Regions from separate parts of the Homo sapiens genome. Here all the other regions are linked to region 1. A link is a contact called in ENCODE Hi-C or POLR2A ChIA-PET data. All regions are on one chromosome and are shown on one strand. Each heading gives the region's core, a stretch centred on a gene start or an enhancer-like site at or near the end of the contact. The rest is flanking DNA. Distances are from core to core; before and after follow the strand shown. Region 1 holds the start of DUSP7 (dual specificity phosphatase 7). Region 2 holds the start of DNAH1 (dynein axonemal heavy chain 1). Region 3 holds the start of SEMA3G (semaphorin 3G).

Region 1 (4,739 bases), core at 643-3,142:
GGCCTGAGTGGAGGATGGAGGCTCCACTGTTGTCACTCCGGCTCCAGGCAGGCTGGTACTCAGGAGGCCCTCAGCAAGGCTTGCTGAGTGAATGGTGCACTGCTCAGCAGCTCACCCTCCCCTGGGAGTTTGCTCAGGCCTCTTTTTTGAGTGCTGCCTCCATCCCTGACAAGCAGCATCCAGCCTGCCAGCCGAGAGGCCTGTCCTCAGACCACGTCCTCCCAGCCGGATGGATTCATAGACGGATTGGGCTCAGTCCACACTAGCACTCTCCTACACTGGGAGACCCAAGGCCCAGAGGGAAGAACCATACTAAGGTCACAGGACACACCTGCAAGTGGCAGGACAGAATCTGGGTCTTGGCATCTTGGGCCCTGGAAGCTCTTTCCACAGGCCCAGGACCCCCAGGACAACCTTGGGCGGAGAGTTGCTTCTCCTTTCACACTCTGAGAATGTGACTGTGGGAGAGACCCCTGCTCCTTTGGGATACAGCCCTGTGGCCCAGGATGAAACTCTTCCGAAAGACTATCCCTCGCTTGAAAGACAGGCGGGGACTGCTCCTGAGTCACCCCTTTTCGTGCCTTCTGGTCAGAGGTTAGCGGAAAGCTCAAATCCTCGGGGTTCCAGAGGCCGTCCCTCAAGCACCACCGCTCCCCCAGTCAGGGATGGGGGCAAGGTGTCTCAGAGCCGACCAGCCTCGGGCGGAGTCGGGGGGTTAAGCCCCAAGGAGGGGCACCCCGCCAGGCAAAAGAATGGACCAGATAGACGGCAGGGTCCAGCCTCAAGCTGCCACCCTGGCTCCGTAGGGAAAGCACTGCAGGTCCTACGCAAGCGCGCCGCCTGCGTCTAGCCGCTTTGTTCTAGCGCTACCTGCGGGTCCATTCACCTCCGCTGCCCCGCCTGCCTGCAAATCGACACACAGGGCGGGCGGAGGCCCCGCCCACTTCCCCGCCCTGGGTGGAAACCGCGGCGGGCCCCGCCTCCCTCCGCCACCGCCTCTTTCGGCCAGGATTGGCCATCTGCATGGCAGGCGCCCGCCTACCGCGGAAGTTGATTGGTCCGTTGAGAGGGAGGCAGGGGAAGGAAAGCTGATTATAAAGGAGCATTCCCCTCCCACCGGCCCCGTGGAAAAAGTCACGTGGCGCTTCACTGGGCGCCTGTCACCACCCCGCTTGTAAAGCTTTCTTAAAGGGCTCGCGATCCCTTCCCAAAGCTGGTCCTTTCTAGGATTTCTCCACACCTGCCCACGGAAGGTGGCACGGCCCTGAGTCTTCCTACCCCGCCAGTTGCCCAGGTCCTGATTTCCCATCAGGCCTGCTGGCGTGAGACGCTCTCCCTCAGGTCTGGAGCCTGTGACCGTCAGGGGAACGATGAGGTCCTCTGAAACGGTGACCGCCTAGCACAGTGCCTGGCACGTAGTAGGCGTTCAGTTCTCATTTGTTGAATGAACTCGATGACAGAAAAAATGAATGGGATGACAGGCGGGAGGAGGAGAGGTTGCTCAGCTTGACCATCCCCCCCACCACGCCCCGTCCCAGGAAAACTATGCTGTTGTGAATGTGGGGTGGGGGTGCCAGGCATAGGACGCCCCCAGGGCCTCTCTTCCCGCAGTGTCCAGAAGAGCTTGGGAGCACGCGCAGAGTGAACCCATGAGGGCGTCTAGGCCGGGGTCCCTAGGCGGATCGTAGTCAGCTCCGAGCTAGTCCAGGGGGCAACGGTGCGGAGGCGGTGGGGGAGGGCCCCGCCGCTGGTCTCCCGGGCTCGGGTCGCGAGCGCGCCCGCATACCCCGTGGGGAGGGGCGGTGGAGGCGCTGCGCCTTTAAGCCCGGGCGCCGGCCCCCGCGGCCCCGCCCCCCGGAGAACGCCTCGGCGCGCGGCCGCCGGAGCCGCCGTTTAATTGGGGCTGTCAGGCCGCGGTGCGCGCGGAGGGCCGGGCGGGCGGGCGGGACGGAGGCCGGGAGGCCGGGAGGCCGGGGCGGCGGGCGCGCAGCTCGGCGGGAGGCGGGCGCCCGGAGACGCGGCTGGGGCCCGCGCGGCCGGGGCGCCGTCCCAGGGCAGGGCTGCCCGGCCCCGGCCCCGGGCCGCCCGCGCTCCCCATGAAAAACCAGCTCCGCGGCCCCCCAGCGCGGGCGCACATGTCGACTTCGGGGGCGGCGGCGGCTGGGGGCACCCGGGCGGGGTCCGAGCCCGGTGCGGGGTCGGGGTCCGGCGCAGGCACCGGGGCGGGCGCGGCGACGGGGGCAGGGGCCATGCCCTGCAAGAGCGCCGAGTGGCTGCAGGAGGAGCTGGAGGCGCGCGGCGGCGCGTCCTTGCTGCTGCTCGACTGCCGGCCGCACGAGCTCTTCGAGTCGTCGCACATCGAGACGGCCATCAACCTGGCCATCCCGGGCCTCATGTTGCGCCGCCTGCGCAAGGGCAACCTGCCCATCCGCTCCATCATCCCCAACCACGCCGACAAGGAGCGCTTCGCCACGCGCTGCAAGGCGGCCACCGTGCTGCTCTACGACGAGGCCACGGCCGAGTGGCAGCCCGAGCCCGGCGCTCCCGCCTCCGTGCTCGGCCTGCTCCTACAGAAGCTGCGCGACGACGGCTGCCAGGCCTACTACCTCCAAGGTGAGGGCGGCACCGAGACGCCTTACGGGATCGGGGCCCCCCCGCGACTCCCTGACGCCCCCCTTGGAGGCGCTTTCCTCTCCACGCGCTCGGCCTGCCCCTCTGGGCGCCACGTCGTCCCCGGCCCGCATCCGCCCTCCTGGAGCCGGGTCCCCACTGTGTGGTTTGGCAGGCGCGGGGCTCCCTCTGCGCCCCCTTTCTCGGCACGATTCGAGTGGGTGGAACAAACTTTCCCCTGCCTGGGGTTTCCTTTTTTTTCCTGTTGATGGGGCGACAGTAGTGCCTGGGCTCCAGTGGAGCCCCTCAGAGGTGGAAGGCGCCGCCTCCCAGAACCCTAAAAGCGGCAGGGCGCCCAAGTCCAGCCTAGAATTCGTGTTTCTGGAAGGCCAGGATCAGGAAGGGCACCTTTCATAGCACCATCCTCACCTCCAGCGCATGGAGACCATTTGGGTTGGGGTCTCCTGGATCCGGGAATTGCTTCTTCCACCGGAGAATTGCCGCCTCTAGGAGGCGCTTGGGGCAGGGTATGGGCAGGCTCCATTGCCCTGGCCCGGGTCTCTCGGGACCCCCAGGTCCCTAGCCTGCTGCCCCGGAGCTTGCAGAAGGGAGAGGTAGCACCGGGGGGCGAGTGGCTGAGGCCGGTGTTTCCAATTAACATTCCAAAATGGCCTCTTGCTGGCAGCGGGGCGGGCGGGAGGGGAGGGGAGGCCTGCGGCACCCTCGGGCGCAGGGCCCATGCCTCGCTGCAAGGGGCTCCCCATTTCTCCTGTCCCTGTATCGCCCCAGTGGCCCTCCCCCGCTGCAGGTCCAAGGCTGGGGGTGGGGCTTGTGTTCTAAGGGAGGGTTCTAGAGAAGTGGAGCCAGGACCCCCTTCAAAAACCTGCCCCTGCTGGGGGAAGGGGCCAGCCAGTACCTTCCCACTACCCTCCCCAGCTGTAGTTTCGGGGCTGGGCAACCACTAGACTCCCGTTCAGGAAGCCCAGGACCTCTCTGCCTCTAACTGAGCCAGATGTGGCTCTGGCACCTGTGGTCTCATCTATAAGAGGAGTTTGCCAACCCAGAGGTGCTGGCTAAGATGGGGTTGTCTGCTTTTCTTTACCACTTAGCTGTTACTGAACACCCATGGGTGCTAGGTGTGCGTGGGAGCTGCAGAAGAGGAATTAGCTGGGGCCTGTCCTCAAGTGCCCTAAAGCTGGTGCCATGGCTGGGGGCCCCGAAGTGTTATGGGTACCAGTTTGGAGTCCAGGCACGTCACTTCACCTTCTGGGGCCTCAGTTTCCTTATCTGTGAAGTGGTCATGGTTTAGATGGAGAGAACACGAGAGAGGGCACACGTGTAACATGCTTGGCATGGCCCATGCTGACCGTGGGTGCTGTGGTGTTTGGCGTGCAGAGTCCTGGCCATCTCTGGTCTTGTGCAGCCCATCTGGGCTCTCACCAGCCTCTCACCCAGGCCCTGTCTCACCCTGGACACAGGTGGTTTCAACAAGTTTCAAACAGAGTACTCTGAGCACTGCGAGACCAACGTGGACAGCTCTTCCTCGCCGAGCAGCTCGCCACCCACCTCAGTGCTGGGCCTGGGGGGCCTGCGCATCAGCTCTGACTGCTCCGACGGCGAGTCGGACCGAGAGCTGCCCAGCAGTGCCACCGAGTCAGACGGCAGCCCTGTGCCATCCAGCCAACCAGCCTTCCCTGTCCAGATCCTGCCCTACCTCTACCTCGGCTGCGCCAAGGACTCCACCAACCTGGACGTGCTCGGCAAGTATGGCATCAAGTATATCCTCAATGTCACACCCAACCTACCCAACGCCTTCGAGCACGGCGGCGAGTTCACCTACAAGCAGATCCCCATCTCTGACCACTGGAGCCAGAACCTCTCCCAGTTCTTCCCTGAGGCCATCAGCTTCATTGGTAGGTGCTGTGTGCTGGGCAGGGGGGTGTGGGTGCATCAAGGTGTATGCAGGACTCTGGGTGGCGCCCCCGCCTGACTGGGTACCTCTGGGCCTGTTGAGACCTGTGTGTGCCCTACGTGTGCCAGCGTGTGCCCGTGGGTGTACCCAGGCCTACTGTGAGTCACCGAGTCCCTTGGGCCCCTCTACCTGTTGGGGCCTGAGCAGTCTCCTGAGT
Region 2 (4,377 bases), core at 1,064-3,563, 260 kb before region 1:
GATCTCTGGAAACTTGGCACCTAGCACCTAGCATGAGGCTGGCATGGGCTTGGCACACAGCTGGTGCCTAGAAAGTACTTGCTGAATGATTGTGTGAACAAATGAACTAATGGATGGGCAAGGTGGAGAAAGGAATGAAGTTGACCTCTGTAACAACTCTGGTAGGGATCTGGAGAAGGATTGGGTAGCTGATGGGACTGCCACGTGCTCAGCATGGGGATGGGGCCCAAAAACTGGTCTGGCAAGTACAGGACTTCACTGCAAGGCTGTTTGAAGTGCACCTCCAGGCCGGGCGCAGTGGCTCACGCCTGTAATCCAAACACTTGGGCCCAGGCGGGCGGATCACCCGAGGTCAGGAGTTTAAGACCAGCTTGGTCAACAGGGTGAAACCCCGTCTCTACAAAAACACAAAAATTAGCCGGCATGATGGCGGGTGCGTATAATCCCAGCTATTCAGGAGGCTGAGGCTGGAGAATCGCTTGAACCCGGGAGGTGGAGGTTGCAGTGAGCCGAGATCGCGCCATTGCACTCCAGCCTGGGCGACAGAGCGAGACTCCGTCTCAAAAATAATAAAATAAAGTGCACCTCCCTTCTTTCCCCCTGGCCAAGGCTCAGCAACCAGACTCCTGGGAGACCCCATTCCCCACCCTCGTCCACTCGCCCTCCGCGCCTTTTCGAGGTCCCGCTGCCCGCGCTGGCCCCGCAACCCCTCCGCCTCACCGACGTACCGGTTCCACCGAGCAGTGCGGGGATGCATCAGCCCCGTCTCTAGGGAGGGACGCTAGGCCGTTGCTAAGGGGCGGGGCCATCCGGCACCGCAGGGCGGGAGCTTCCGTCCGCGAACCTCCCCAGCCTGAACCCTTACCTACCCACCAACTCCAGGTCTCGGTTACTTCCGCCCAGGACAGTGGGACTGGGATGTTCCAGCATATGCCCCGATCGGCAGGATTAGGGCCGACCAGGGAGCGTCACTCTTCTAGGCTCCATTACCCACCCATCTTCCCTCCTGTGCCCTTTTAGAGTAAGCAGCGAAACAGCTAAATGCAGCGTGAGAACTTTGATTAAATCCTGATTTAAATACATATACATATGTAAATAATTTGGGGAGGAATAATTGAAGAAATTTACGAACTGGAAGTTGGCATTTAAGCCACAGCTGCGGGACAGCTGGTCAGGGCACTGAGGAAAAGGTGGGTTCTGGTTCTCCTGGGGCTTGGCTCACAAAGCCACACCCACCCATTGCACGGTGACTCCACTCAGGCCGCCGCTTCCGCTGGGCAGCGGATGCGCCCGACACCCCTCGGCTCGGGCGCCCACCCTCTGATGCCCCTCATCTGCTCTCAGCACCTGGCATGGGTTCAGGTTTTGATCTTCCTGCCCTATTCTGAATATTGAATTATTGTTAATTTTCTTAGATGTGATAATGCTACTGTGGTTGTATCAGACTGTCCTTAGTTGACGTGGCCTGAAGTGTTTGAAGAAACACGTCAGAATGTCCGCTACAATTTCCTTTCAAATGGTTCAGCAAAAATTATACATATAGGTAAGCATAGCTAGATAAAAAGACAAAGAGGAGATAAAGCAAAAGTGCTGCAATATAACAATTAGGGAATCTGAAGGTCACAGATGTCCATGTACTAGTCTTCCAATTTTTTCTGTAAGGGAAAGAAGTGGTTTACAAACCAAAAGAACCAAAAGAAAAACATCACCCCATCTGTACCTGAGAACCCCTGCCCACAGCCTTCTCAAAACTGGCCCCATTTCACAGATGGGGAAACAGACTTGCTGAGACGGTTAGTACTAGGGGAGGTCATAGGCCCTGATGTTGAATTTTACTTGGCATTTTAGTCGTGCTGGCTTGGTGCCAGGCCTGTTGCTGGGCACTAAGTGTCTGGAACTGAACTGGACCCTATCCCCACCATAAAGTGTATTGAGTGGGAAAGATGGAGAGGCCAGGCCATGAGGAACCTAGAGGCAGGGTGTAATCTATGCCTGGAGACAGTGGTTCAGCCCTTGCACAGGCTTCTGCTTCCTCTGTCTAGAACCTGTCTCCATCCACTCCTGCATCTGGCGGACTCCTACTCACCCTTCAAGACCTGATGGTGGTGCAACCTTTCCTGAATCCAAACTGTGGTTTTATTTTTCTTGTTGGCATTCACACAGGTACTCAGTGATCACTGCAGAAGGAAGAAAGGACTGTGAGGGGAACTGGAGGCAAGGTGTCCACAGCTCTTAGAAGGGACAAGGACTCCATAGCCCTGTTTAGGGCAGTCTGGCTGCTCAATGGGTCTGCGTATAGGTTGGGTACCCCCCTTGGCCTGTAGAGAGGCACCTGCTTCCCTGCTTTTGCCTGGCACTTCCCACACTAGGTACAGCTGTCCAAAAAGCTGCAGCATCTATCCGGGTTGCCATGGCAACATCAGCCTATGGTGGGATGTCAGGGATGAGAGGGGCAGAATGCTAATCCTGGAAAGTTGCCAAGCAACACAGTGGGCTGGTGACATCACAGGGGCTGTGGCTGCTGGACAGATGGACAGGCCACAGCTGAAAGGGTCCACTCTCAGGAGGCCCAGCTCACAGAACCACTCACTGCTTACCATGTGATGGTCACTGCTGTTTCTCCCAACTGGAGAATGGACTTGAGGGGTGGGGGTCGGGGGTGCTGCTTTTACCAGCAGCCCTGCCAGCTCCACTTCGCCCCTCTTCAAGGGCGGGCTGTGGATATGACTGCCTCCCTCCTCCCTGGAAGGACACCGTGAGTCAGTCCCTGTTCTCCTGGGTCTCAGGGGCTACCCTCTAATGTGCTGTCTTCTCCCATGGCTGCGCAAGGGTTCAGGCTTTGGTCTTCCTGCCCTGTCCTGAAGGCCACCATACTTACCTTGCTCCCTGGGAAAGGAGCAGGGGGCTGAGCCATGACCCACTGGACTCCTGCCCCTCTTGTGATGGGAGGGCCATCTTTTGCCCTGAATAAGCTGGAAGAGAGGTCAGCCTTACCCTTGTTGAAATGGGAGGACTAGGTTTCTACAAGAGTTGGGGAGTCACTGCCCATCTCTTACTCAGATCCCCCTTGCTGAGGACTCTGGTGGCCTGGAAGCTGGGGGATTGGGGCAGATGGGCTGCTTAGGATGCCCTGGCCCAGGGCCATGCCTTTCCAGCATGGAGTCTGAGGTCATGGCAAGTCTGCACACCCCCTCCCCTGTGTCTCCTTGCTGGCTGAGATGGGAGCAATGCTTCACTGGCTGCAGAGATGAAAGCCCCTTGTGAATGGGCAGCAGAATGGGCCCTTCATGTGGCTGGCCAGCCAGAACGGAAGGTGACAGGCATCCAGACTGAGTGGCTGAGCTACCCGCTCCCCACCTGTCCCCAGCCTCCCTCTTGGGCCCCCAGGATCTTCCTCTGATTTTCTAGGCCTGGAGCTCTGAGCTATGCCACAAGAAAGTGAGTTGCAGGCATCGGGGGCGGGGGGTGTCAGAGAAGGGAATGGGTGAGGTCTACGATTCACTGCCTCCCCAGGCCTCCCCGACATAAGCCTCCCTGCCATTGCTCAGCTGCCCTCAGCAGTTCTGACCAGCATAATCATTTCTTTGATGAATAAAAATGGAGAAAATTTAATTCTCCTTTGATCCACATGATCACCTTGACAGACAAGACCTTGAAAGCCCAGAGCTCAAGCAAGGAGTAGAACAGAGTTTCTCCGGGGCTGGTGGACTGAAGACCACTGGCCCATGAACAGACAATCTTCATCCATCACAGCCCCCACCTAATCCCCTGCCCACCTTTACTCCTGTGCAGCCTCCCTGCCGGAGCCTCTTCCCTCTTTGTTTTTCTATGATCTTCCATGCCATCTTGGGCTACTTCTCAGGACACACTCCCTGAGTGCCTTGGCCAACAGAACACACACTCTCCTCAGGGCCCCAGAGGACCATGGTCAGTACCACTTGGTAGATGACTCACTCCCTACCATGTGATGGTCACTGCTGTTTCTCCCAACTGGAGGGTGGACTTGATGGATGGGGTCAGGGGGTGCTGGGGCAGAGGCACAGCTTTTCTCAGCAGCCCTGCCCATGCGTCAGTCCAGGAAAGACCCATAGAAATGACTGGAAGATAGAGCAACCCACATCGGGGCCATCACCTCAAAGATAGTGGCTGTTGACACCAGCCCAGTTGCACATGACCCCACATGATCCCACCCTCACCTCCTCTCCCCCAGCCTATTTTTCTCTGACCTCCATCTGAGGGTGCAGGATGCTGAGGCTCTGCGCTCCAGGAGCAGCGGCCCAAGGGGGGGATGCCTGTTGGTCCCCACCTTCCTGGGCCAAAGCGCCAGATGGCAGGCTCTGAGACAAAGACATCTTCCACAGGACATTTCCCAGGGGG
Region 3 (4,752 bases), core at 2,106-4,605, 390 kb before region 1:
TAACATTTTAACCACAGAAGGATCAAACACAGGAAATGAATATTGACATAAACACTGCTAATTAATCTGCACAGCTTATTGAAGTTCTGTCAGTTGTCCTAAAGTCCTTGTCCTGGAGCAGGAACCAATCCAAGATGGCACTAACGTGACCTCGTCCTCCTGTCTCCTTACTCCCCACCAGCCTGTGACGGTCCTCAGTGTTTCCTCATCACCTCTGAAGAGCTGAGGCCAGTTATTCTGTAGAATCTCACTCACTTTGGGTTTGTCTGGTGGCCCCAGGGTTTGGGAACTTGCAGGCCCCCAGGCCTCAGCCGCCTGAGCAGGAGGGTTTCCGTGGAGCAGAGGGGTGGGAGCCTGACAGGAGTGAGCTGAAGTACAGGGGAGATGGTGGGTGTGGGCAACACCCAGGGAACAGAGAAAGGGACCCAAGCTGAGAAGCGATATGGGGTCCAGGGAAGCTCAGACAAGGGCCACGTGTGCTCGGGTTGAAGGGAGTGAGGATTGTCAGGAAGGGGCAGTGGGGGAAGGAGGGCTCTGCCACGTCCTGGCTCTCTTTTCATCAGCTGTGGTGGGGAGGGGGACAGGTCCTGGGACAGGAGGAGGAGATGAATGGCCCTGCTTGCAGATGGAAGCCCCAGAAGATACTGTAGGAGGGTTGGGGTGGGGCGGGAGGAGCTGTGAGGGATGGCTGATGGGAAGTGGGGGGGCTCACCCTCTGCAAGCAGCTGGAGGTCCGTGGGGGTGGAGGGGGCATGGCATTGTCCTAATATCCCTGTTCCATCCATGAAATTGGTGGGGAGGGGACTGGGGGCATCCATTCCTTCCAGGCATGCCCACCCCAGAATTCTGGCTGGGAGAGGCTGGGCTGTGACCCTCCACATATCCACCTGGTGGCACCTGCTGCATGAACACGCACTTCACATAGGTATCAGCCCAGCTCACCATCTCCCACCAGTACATGGCATTTTGTATCCTTCATGCATCACCTAGTTTTGCCTGTTTTGCTGCATCCTTTCCATTTCTGGGCTTTTGCTTGGATAGTGCTTCCTCCATGAAGCCTCCCTTGATTTCCTCCATCAAGAGCAATCACTGGAGCATCTTCCACTGCTCCTGCTTCTTTATATTGTGTTTGCCTGGTTACTGCTAGCGTCCTCAAGAGGCTGCTGTTTCTGCTGGGTGGCCCTGCTACCCCAACACAGGGCCTGACACAGCGAGTTTGGGGGCCTCCTGCAGTTCCTTCTTTGTCCACTAGATGACACACGATGCCCGTGTCTGGGCCCATTGATCCTCGAATTCGGAGCACCCTTGTGGTCTTTCCCACCTGCAGCTGGCAAGCAGGGGGGCCTTTAGAGACGATCCCTACCCTCTGCCCCCAGGCCTGGAAAACTGAAGCCCAGAGAAGGAGAGGACCTGACTGAGGCCACACACATTAACAGTAGAGTTCGGACTCCCAGCCTGCCACAGGCTCTTTCCGCAGTGTGGAGTAGGCTGCCCCCACACCCTTCCCCAGTCGACCCAGGCTTCCCTGCAGCCCCTGCTGGGTGTCTGGCTGAGCTGAGACCCCAGGATGGGCTGGCAGGCTGAGGAGTGTTGGGCCTCCTGCCCGCCGCTGGTGGTCACATGCTGGCTGAAGGGCTGCCTAGCTCAGTCTCCAGTTAGAAGTTGGCCCCAGCTTGGGCAGTGTGCTGGCCACACCTCCCCAGGGAAACAGAGACAGAAGCAGTCCACTCCAAGGTCCCAGGATATGGTCACCCTGACAGCAGCCCCTGCGCAAGCCCACTCATCAGGTTATGAAGGCTGCTTACACCCAGGGTGGCTGGTCCCTGGCCCTGGGAGGAAGAGGCAGACCCAGAGATGGAAGGGCCTTGGCCAAGGCTCTCCAGCAGGGCCAGAGGCAGGGCTGGGCTGAGCTCCATCACTGGCCTCTGTGGGCAGCCCCTTGCCCACCTCCAGGCCAGCCCCCTGCTGAAGAAGGCATGTGTGAGTGAAGGGAGCTGGGGACAGGGAGGCAGAGTTGTAGGTCTCTGAGACCTGTCATGCTGACCCAAGAAGCCAACCTGTTTCCATTTCAGGATTGAGGTAGGGGAGGAGGGTGGGGTCCCCATACTCCCAACAACGCCCAGAAGCAAAGGAGGGTCCCAGGAAGGGGCAGAGCTGAGCTGGACCCATTCTCAGCCTGCTCTGTGGCCTGGGCCAGGTCCTTCCCTCTCTGAGTGCCCCGCAAGTTCCCTGACCACCATCAGAGGGCCCAGGCCGGTCCATGTGGGAGGCCCAACCTGCAGGAGCTGTTAGAATCCTGGGAACTCAAACTCCAGCTCAAAATTAAAATCTCTTTAGTGCCCAGGGCCTCAGGTTCTGAGTGTAGGGTTCTGGGGTGGGGTGAGGTGGCGACTGTTCTGGGGCAGGGAGCATGGGGAGGTCCCGTCACTCACCCCAGATTCAGGCCCTCAGTCCCATTTCCCCTTTGGCCCTCTTCTGTGGCTTTCTGTGCCCCCCGCCACCCAGTCAGTATTCAGGGTGGGGGAAGTGACCTCTAAGAGATCATAGGTGTCTGTAGGGCCTATGGGGCATGGGGTCCCTGGGAAGAACCATCACTGACCTGGGGAAGCTCTGGACCCTGAGTCTCTGGAAGGACTGGAGGCCTGAGGGAGGCAGGGCAAGGGGAGGTTCCCTCGGCATGGAGTCCCCTGATGCCCCTGTCCCCTACCCCAAAGCAAGCCTGGTGAGCTGAGATGGGGCATGTAGATGTGGGGAGAGGCTGGGGTGCCTGGAAGCCAGATGGGGACAGGCCTGGGTGGAAGAGGCTGGGCAGTCATCTCTTGCTGGCTCTATGAAGTGTTGCCGGACCTCAAACACCTGTCTAGGACATGGCGCCCCTTGGGCTGGGAATGGCCCTCCACCCTTACCCAGGGGAGCTGGAGAGTCTGGCCAAAGCTTCAGGGGGCTGGAATATCCTGGAATTGGGGCAGGGCCAGTTTGGAAGGTCTCTGCTGTGGGCAGTGGAGGGGCAGAGAACAAGGCAGAGCCCAGCTAGGCCCCTACCCAGCCCATCAACTTTAACCTCTGATCCCTGACCTCCCTTCCAGGCTCTCTCCCCACTTGTCACTTTGCTGGAGCCTGGGGACCTGCATTTGTGGACATCTCTGTACACATGGCCTGTGCCCTAGCTGGGAAGGTCTTCCCAATGGGGAGCTGGCCAGTGTGGCACAAAAGCCTGCACTGGGCCAACAAGGTGGAAGGAGAAGCGGCAGGTGGACGGCAAGGCCCCAGCCTCCTTCTCTCCTCCGCCCCTCTTCCCGCCCAGGACTGGGTGGAGCCACTGCCTTATAAGTGGTGGCCTGGTGGCAGCAGAGCAAACTACAACCGGCGGCCAGCGGGACCAGAGGGCGGCTCTGCAGGCAGGCGGCAGCGGTGCCCTCAGTTCCCCAGCATGGCCCCCTCGGCCTGGGCCATTTGCTGGCTGCTAGGGGGCCTCCTGCTCCATGGGGGTAGCTCTGGCCCCAGCCCCGGCCCCAGTGTGCCCCGCCTGCGGCTCTCCTACCGAGGTACCAGCCCCTGCGTGCCCTGTTTGTGTGCATGTGCCCTGTTTGTGTGTGTGCGCTCTGTTTGGGTGCATGTGCCGTGTTTGTGTGCATGTGCCCTGTTTGGGTGCGTGTGCCGTGTTTGTGTGCATGTGCAGTGTTTGTGTGCGTGTGCCGAGTTTGTGTGCGTGTGCCGAGTTTGCGTGTGCCGTGTTTGTGTGCGTGTGCCGAGTTTGTGTGCGTGTGCCGAGTTTGCGTGTGCCGTGTTTGTGTGCGTGTGCCCTGTTTGTGTGCGTGTGCCCTGTTTGGGTGCATGTGCCGTGTTTGTGTGCGTGTGCCCTGTTTGGGTGCGTGTGCAGTGTTTGTGTGCGTGTGCCGAGTTTGTGTGCGTGTGCCCTGTTTGGGTGCGTGTGCCGAGTTTGTGTGCGTGTGCCATGTTTGTGTGCGTGTGCCCTGTTTGGGTGCGTGTGCCCTGTTTGTGTGCGTGTGCCCTGTTTGGGTGGCTTGGGCTCTTGGGTGCCTGGTCAGCTGTAGGGGAGGGAGCCTCTCCCTGCACAGCTCTCGGGGAGTGGGAGGGAGGCAGGTCCTGGGAGACAGGACCAGGGTGGCGGTGGGAGGCACCTGAGGGGGAGTGCTGAGAAAGGGACAGATGGAGACCCTGAGAGAGCTCAATAAAGATGGGGAGGAGACAGAGGAAGGGACCAGGCAGGGGAGAGTGACAGAGAGGGTGGGGCTGAAGGGTCTGTCTGGGCTCAACTGGCACTTTTTGCCCAGGGTGGCCAACGGGAGAGCAGGCAGCATGCTATCCCTTGGTCCTGGGGCCACAGAGAAGGGGAGGACCCCCCTTGCAGCCCACTTCCCAGAGTGGGCTTGTTCATGTGCTCCTGCACCCAAGAAGCGCCCCAGCCCAGGGGGAGTTTCACCTCCCCTTTTTGCACATCCCAGCCTGGGGGTTCCTGTGTTCTACCCTAGACATGTGAGCCGGCTCAGGCCTCCACGGATGGGCCCAGGGAAGGCCCGAGACAGGCTCTTGGCAGATCCTTCCTGAGGAAACCAGAGGGGTGACCACCTTCCCCTGGGAAGCCCAGTCTGCTGGGGGAGATGGCGCTCGTCCCTGGAGAGGCTGAGGGGAATGTGGTCTTGTTCCGGGAGCTGTGGTTTTGCGGGGAGGTCAGACTGCTAGAAAAAGCCCCAAATAGGGAAAGTTCCCCAAGGTACTGTCATCCATGGA

What was found. Hi-C counts contacts between places; a loop is a spot of excess contacts on that map. ChIA-PET counts read pairs that join two places held with the same protein, here RNA polymerase II (POLR2A). Pooled maps may share reads with other maps.
Region 2: a pooled map shows a loop between it and region 1 (4-fold over the local background). The contact joins the promoter of DNAH1 here to the promoter of DUSP7 in region 1. A Hi-C loop is called at or near these places in 1 of 37 single-sample maps with no recorded cell type and 7 of 50 pooled maps. POLR2A ChIA-PET finds 5 or more read pairs at or near these places in 3 of 52 experiments (H1, activated B cell and activated naive CD4-positive, alpha-beta T cell).
Region 3: a loop to region 1 is called in a pooled map, with 3 times the contacts of the local background. The contact joins the promoter of SEMA3G here to the promoter of DUSP7 in region 1. A Hi-C loop is called at or near these places in 3 of 168 maps with a recorded cell type or tissue (CD8-positive, alpha-beta T cell and naive thymus-derived CD4-positive, alpha-beta T cell), 3 of 37 single-sample maps with no recorded cell type and 13 of 50 pooled maps.

Annotation. Positions count from the first base shown.
Region 1 is chr3:52,053,724-52,058,462 of GRCh38, reverse strand. DUSP7 (dual specificity phosphatase 7) reads left to right here and starts at 1,892. Exons shown (of 3, transcript NM_001947.4): 1 at 1,892-2,613; 2 at 4,089-4,523. The coding sequence starts at 2,097. RefSeq lists silencers at 832-1,191, 1,592-1,971, 2,172-2,231, 2,552-2,601, 3,312-3,381.
Region 2 is chr3:52,314,255-52,318,631 of GRCh38, reverse strand. DNAH1 (dynein axonemal heavy chain 1) reads right to left here and starts at 2,313. Exons shown (of 78, transcript NM_015512.5): 1 at 2,087-2,313. RefSeq lists a silencer at 693-922 and an enhancer at 861-1,799.
Region 3 is chr3:52,443,706-52,448,457 of GRCh38, reverse strand. SEMA3G (semaphorin 3G) reads left to right here and starts at 3,355. Exons shown (of 16, transcript NM_020163.3): 1 at 3,355-3,545. The coding sequence starts at 3,431. RefSeq lists enhancers at 2,505-3,381, 3,382-4,258.